Linked DNA regions of Homo sapiens: region 1 is linked to region 2. Evidence: chromatin loops called from intact Hi-C (ENCODE). Cell type or tissue: dorsolateral prefrontal cortex. All regions are shown on one strand. Links, peaks and the distances in the headings refer to the core of each region. The heading gives the core; the rest is flanking DNA.

What was found. A loop is a pair of places that touch in the nucleus more often than their neighbours do. Peaks named below come from ENCODE experiments on the same cell type or tissue, not always from the same donor. Only the 100,000 strongest peaks of a DNase experiment are listed, where the experiment ranks them.
Region 1: it touches region 2 in a loop (1.9-fold over the local background); 1 of 110 quality-filtered maps calls a loop at or near these places.

Annotation. Positions count from the first base shown.
Region 1 is chr20:49,360,512-49,363,424 of GRCh38, reverse strand. All of the region lies in intron 2 of LOC105372649 (a long non-coding RNA gene), which reads right to left. Among named protein-coding and RNA genes, the nearest start is that of SNORD12, 81 kb to the right of the region's middle. In dorsolateral prefrontal cortex, for the core only: no CTCF peak of the experiment used is centred there; a DNase peak (open chromatin) is centred at 1,344; H3K27ac peaks cover 2,500 bases.
Region 2 is chr20:49,423,208-49,426,120 of GRCh38, reverse strand. All of the region lies in intron 1 of KCNB1 (potassium voltage-gated channel subfamily B member 1), which reads left to right. All of the region lies in intron 2 of LOC105372649 (a long non-coding RNA gene), which reads right to left. Among named protein-coding and RNA genes, the nearest start is that of KCNB1, 58 kb to the left of the region's middle. RefSeq lists enhancers at 818-1,341, 1,342-1,865. In dorsolateral prefrontal cortex, for the core only: no CTCF peak of the experiment used is centred there; a DNase peak (open chromatin) is centred at 1,350; H3K27ac peaks cover 2,500 bases.

The DNA.
Region 1 (2,913 bases), core at 243-2,742, 63 kb after region 2:
GCCCAGCAATATTAGATCTTTCTAAGAGAAGTCAGAAATCTGGATTTTTAAAGGAAATACCCAACTTTTAAATGTTAGCAACTATGGCTGGGCATGTGGCTCACAACTGAAATCCCAGGACTTTGGGAGGCCAAGGCGGAGTTCGAGACCAACCTGGCCAGCATGATGAAATCCTGTCTCTGCTAAAAGATAAAATAAATAAAAAATAAAAATAAATAAACATTAGTGATTAATTCCATTTTTTGTAGTCCTGTACTGGCCAAAGGAAATATATCTGTAGGCAGACCAGAGCCCATAGGCTACCTTTCTGTGATCTCTGCCTTACTGATAGGGCTCAAAGATTTCTATATTTGTTTTTGGGAGGTTTTTTGTTGTTGTTTTTGAAACATAGTCTCACTCTGTTGCCCAGGATGGAGTGCAGTGGCACAATCTCTGCTCGCTGCAGCCTCCACCTGCCGAGTTCAAGCAATTCTCGTGACTCAGCCTCCAGAGTAGCTAGGATTACAGGCATGTGCCACCACACCTGGCTAATTTTTTGTATTTTTTAATAGAGACAGGGTTTTGCCATGTTGGCCAGGCTGGTCTTGAACTCCTGGCCTCAAGTGATACACCCACCTCAGCCTCTCAAAGTACAGAGATTACAGGCATGAGCCACTGTGCCCAGCCTTCTGTATTTATCTACTGCTGTGTAACAAATTACCCCCCAAACTCTAGCAAGTTGAACCATTTATTATCTCATGGTTTTTGTGGGTCAGGAATTCAGGAGCATCTTTAGCTGAGTGGTTCTGGCTAGGGGTCTCTCACAAGGTTGCAATCAAGACACCAGCTGCAGTCCTCTGCTTGACTGGGATGGAAGACCTGCCTCTAAGTTGGCTGAGGAGGCCTCAGTTCCTTACTGGCTGTTGGCAGGAGGCCTCAGTTGCTCACCATGTGGACTTCTCCATAGGGCTCTTGAATATCCTCACAGCATGGAAGCTGGCATCCCCCAGGGGCAGTGGTCCAAGAGAGAGGGGTAAGGAGAAAGGCACAATGCGTCTTGTGGCCTAGTCTCAGAAATCAGAAACCATCACTCGCACCAAATTCTATTTGTTAGCAGTGAGTCACCAAATCTGGTTCACACTTAGAGAGAGGTAATTCTACCTCTTGGGGAAAAAGGATCAAATATTTTGTGGACATATTTTAAAATCATTACCTTTCAAAAGCCCATTGAGTGAAAAGGGTAGTTTCCAGACTTTAGGATTTCATAGCCCAGTAAAAAAAAAAAATTTATTCTTATTTGTCTAGAGATGTGGTCTCACTCTGACACCCAGGCTGGGGAACAGTGGTGCAGTCTTAGCTCACTGCAGCCTCGAAATCCTGGACACAAGCCACCCTTTTGCCTCAGCCTTCCAAGTAGCTGGGACTACAAGTACCTACCACCATGCCCGGATAATTTTTTATTCAGCTTAGAGAAGTGTATAAGGCTTGCTGACATTTTATTTTGCCAAGTAAAGATGTGGAAAAAATGACTATCATGTACTATATATTATCTTAGTAAAACAAAGGATATATCAAACCCATAAAATATACAACCTCAGAATAAAGACCATCCTGAAAAAAAAAAAACTTCTATTCTTTCTTTCTTTCTCTCTTTCTCTCTCTCTCTCTTTCTCTCTCTCTCTCTCTTGCTCTCTCTCTCTCTTTCTTTCTTTCTTCTTTCTTTCTTGAGACTGAGTTTTGCTCTGTCGCCCAGGCTGGAGTGCAGTGGCACGGTCTCGGCTCACTGCAATCTCTGTCTCCCAGGTTCAAGCAATTCTCCTGCCTCCTGTAGCTGGGATTACAAGCACCCGCCACCACACCTGGCTAATTTTTGTATTTTTGGTAGAGAGGGGGTTTCACCATGTTGGCCAGGCTGGTCTCAAACTCCCGGCCTCAGGTGATCCACCCGCCTTGCTCTCCCAAAGTGCTGGGATTACAGGCATGAGCCAACACACCCAGCCTTATTATGTTTTTTAATAGATCAAACCTTCTCAAATTCAGCACTACTGACATTTAGGGCCAGCTCTTGCTCTGTTGTGGGGTCTGCCCTGGGCACTGCAGGGTGTTTAGCAACATCTCTGACCTCTACTCACCAGATGCCAGTAATACCTCCCCCCAGTTGCAACAACCAAAAATGTCTCCAGAAATTGCTAGATGTCCCCTGGGGGACATCACCTCCAGTTGAGAAGAGGCACAAAATCTCAAATCCAAAAGATGCAATGAAAAGTGAAATTTCCCTTATACCCCTGGACCCCTGTCCCCCTGTCCCTAGAGGCCGCCAGTTTCTCACGTATCCTTCCAGAGATCATTTTTGCAAACACACACACACACACACACACACACACACACACACACACATACATATAACCGATGTGTAGCGTGCGTGTGTTGTTTTGTTTTGCTTTGATTTTACCCCATACAAATAGTAAGAGTGCCATATACACTGCTCTGCATCTTGCTTTTTTCATTTAATGTATCTTGGAAATCATTCTGTATTAATACACGAAGAGCCTCCTCATTCTTTCATAAGCCTATGTTGTGTTCTATTATACATGGTAATTGCCAGTCTCCTACTCCTGAACGTTCAAGTTGCTTTCAACTTTTGCTATAACAAACAGTGCTGAAATGAATGGCTTGTCAGCCGTTCCTCTGGGCTCTGCCTTCAAAATAGATCTGGGATCTGCATTTCTTGCTCCTCCACTGCTGCAGCTTGGGGCCAGGCCACCATTGTTTATTGCCTTCATATTGTACCACGTCCAGACCAGCTTCCCTATTTCTGCCCTTGATCTTTCAGGTTCTTCTCAACATAATGGCCAGAGGGGTCCTGTCAAGCTGTCAGTCTGATCATGTCACTTTGCCATCAAAACCTTCCAAAGGCTTTCTGTTACGTGTTAA
Region 2 (2,913 bases), core at 172-2,671:
GCTCACTGCAGCTTCAACCTCCCAGCCTCAAGTGATCCTCCCACCTCAGCCTTCCAAGTAGCTGGGACTACAGGTACATGCCCCCACACACAGCTAATTTTTGTATTTTTTGTAGAGACGAGGTTTTGTCCTGTTGGCCAGGCTGGTCTCAAACTCCTTGGGCTCAAGTGATCCACCCTCCTCAGCCTCTCAGAGTGCTAGGATTACAGGCATGAGCCACCACACCCAACCTTAGTTTTTCGAGATAAATTGAAAATTTGCATTCTAAAACAAAATCTCTCAACTTTATAACTGTTAGCAACTTGCTCAGTTCTTGAAACACTATGTAAACCAAACAAAACAGGTCTGTGAGTTAGATTCAACTTACAGGCCACCAATTTTCAGCTTGTCTCTCTTTGCTTCGTACGGATGGGGGAAACTAAGTCACAGATATATGTCATATTATACATAATATATATATATATATATATTTGGCCTTATCACTGAGGCTGAATTAGGTGCTTTCTCCTAGGGTGGTCTTGGTAGTGTGTCTCTGAGAAGGTGACATATGAGCAGAAACCTAAAGGGAGAGCTTCCCTTCTGGGGGAAGAGCTTTCCAGGCAGATGGAGGAGCAAGTGCAAAGGCTCTGAGGCAGAAAAGCAACTGTATGTTTGAGGAACAGCAGTAAGACTAGTGAGCTAGAGTAGAATAAGAGAGGGGGAGTGAAAGGGGATGAGGACGGGATAACCAAATCCACTTCTACATAGGGCCTGTAGGACCCAGGTTCTAATTAAAATGAACAACTGAGAGGACAAGGTGATGAATGGATTTATGAATGAATGAATGGATTCCAAGCTGCTTTCATGGGATATTCGTATTTGGTGTTAGTGTGTGGGTGTGGCTGATTCGCCCTAGGTTCTGAAGTCTTCAGAATTATCCTGGAAGATGATCTTGGTTACCTTCCCAAGTTGCTGTCAGTCTTCAGAGGTTGTGACACTTGGATAGAAGCCTCAAATTGGGCAGGGCCTCTGGGAGAGCAACTATGAGACAGACAAACCAAGAAGAACCAAGGCAGGAAGAGATGGTGCTCACCAAAATACCCATCACGCCAAGTGTGCTCATTCCCACCAGCCAGGGACCCCAGGCTTCCATAGAGTACTGTGACCTGGACAGTGAGCCCATGAATCTCCCTTGTCACCAAGTCCTCACATCCCTCCCATCAATCCCTGGCAAACCCATTGGGGATGCCGTGCAGGGGGCCTGCTCCTGTCCTCGGCCGCACTCAGCCTGTGAGACTATTTTGTGCCTTGGTTCAGGCACTGGCATCCCAGCTGCTGGCAAGCGACTCAGATGGCGTTGTCATGGCGACCCTCAGGCACGGATTTCCAGAGATGCTCCCTGCATCCTCCCGAGCCTGCCACTGCTGATTGCTGGGGGAGAGCATGACTCACCGTTAAATATATCACGGTCGTCCCAAATTGGCTGCTCAGCCCCAGCAGCCGGATGTAGGGACAGGCAGCATCTGGGGGTGTGTGGGTTTGGGAAGCTGAGAGGCATGACCTTCTGTGTACCTTTGGGGCCTTCAGCTCCTGTCATTTCCAGCGGTTCTCTTCTCCAATCCCCTACTCATCTCTCCTTCCTTTCCCAATCGGTCTGGGTAACAGTCCTAGCTTTGTTACTTGTTAGCTGTGTGATCTTGAACAAGAAGCTTCAATTCTCTGGGCCTCAAAGTCCTCATCTGTAAAACAGGGGTGATGTGAGTATGACGGAAGAACTACGAAGGGTCCGAGATTTTGCACTGCTCACAAGCTAATGAGTTAGCCTGCCACAATGCCATACATGACGGCAGAAGACACGAGATCCCAGGTCAGAGACAAAGGACTTTATTAGTCACAGTATAGCAAGCAGCACAAGCTTCATATTTGCGTCAGTTCTAATTGTCTCCCAAGTTCCATGAGAGCAATGAAAACAACCCAAATGGATTCTGCACACACAGCAGCAGATCTGTGTCTCAATGGAGGATCCCAGAGCTTAGGAAACCTGCAATCTTATAAAGGGGCTATTGCCAAACCTGTCTAGCCTTTGCCTCAGATAGAGACATTATTGTACTGGTTGGGAAACAACTCTATCCTCTTCTTTCTGCTCCAGAGAGAGATATTGTCTCTGTCCTCCAAGTGTGTTTGCTACACAGATGTCCTTGAGATGATAGTCTAGAACAAAGGTCTCAGTGTCTTTTGAGCTGAAGACATGCAGACCTTGGAGAGACCCATGGAGAATTATCTCCCAATACCACTTCAAAGGGCTTCTTGGAGGAGCAGATGGGTTCATACCTGTAACATGCTCTGTATAGTTGCCTGGCATGTGCCTGGCACTTAATCAGTGTTAGCACTTGTCATTATTACTCTCAGCTTTTATCACTTGTCAGCTAGTAGGAACTCAGAGGCCTCCTGTTCTGGGATTTCCCCAGTTAGGTGACTAAGAAAATCACAGCTTCTATCCTTTCCAGCCAGTACATATCCATTTATCTCCTATGCCCCATGAAGCTCTAACAACTCCACCCTCCACCCCTTGTCCCCTCCCTCTGACTCCCCTCTGTTCTTTTTTTTTTTTTAAATAGCTTTATACCATAAAAAATTTTAAACAGCCTTATGGAACTTTATACCATAAAATTCATTCATTTTAAGTGTGCAATTCAATAATTTTTAGTAAATTTACAGCATTGTGCAGCCATCACTACAATCCAATTTCAGAACATTTCCAAAAGAAACCCCATGCCAATTTGCATTCACTCCCCACACCCCTTTCACCCAGGCCCAGGCAACCACCAAGCTGCTTTCTTTCTCTATGGATTTGTCTCTTTGGGACATTTCACGTAAATGGCATCATACAGTGTGTGGCCTTTTGCATCTGGCTGCCTTCACTCAGTATCATGG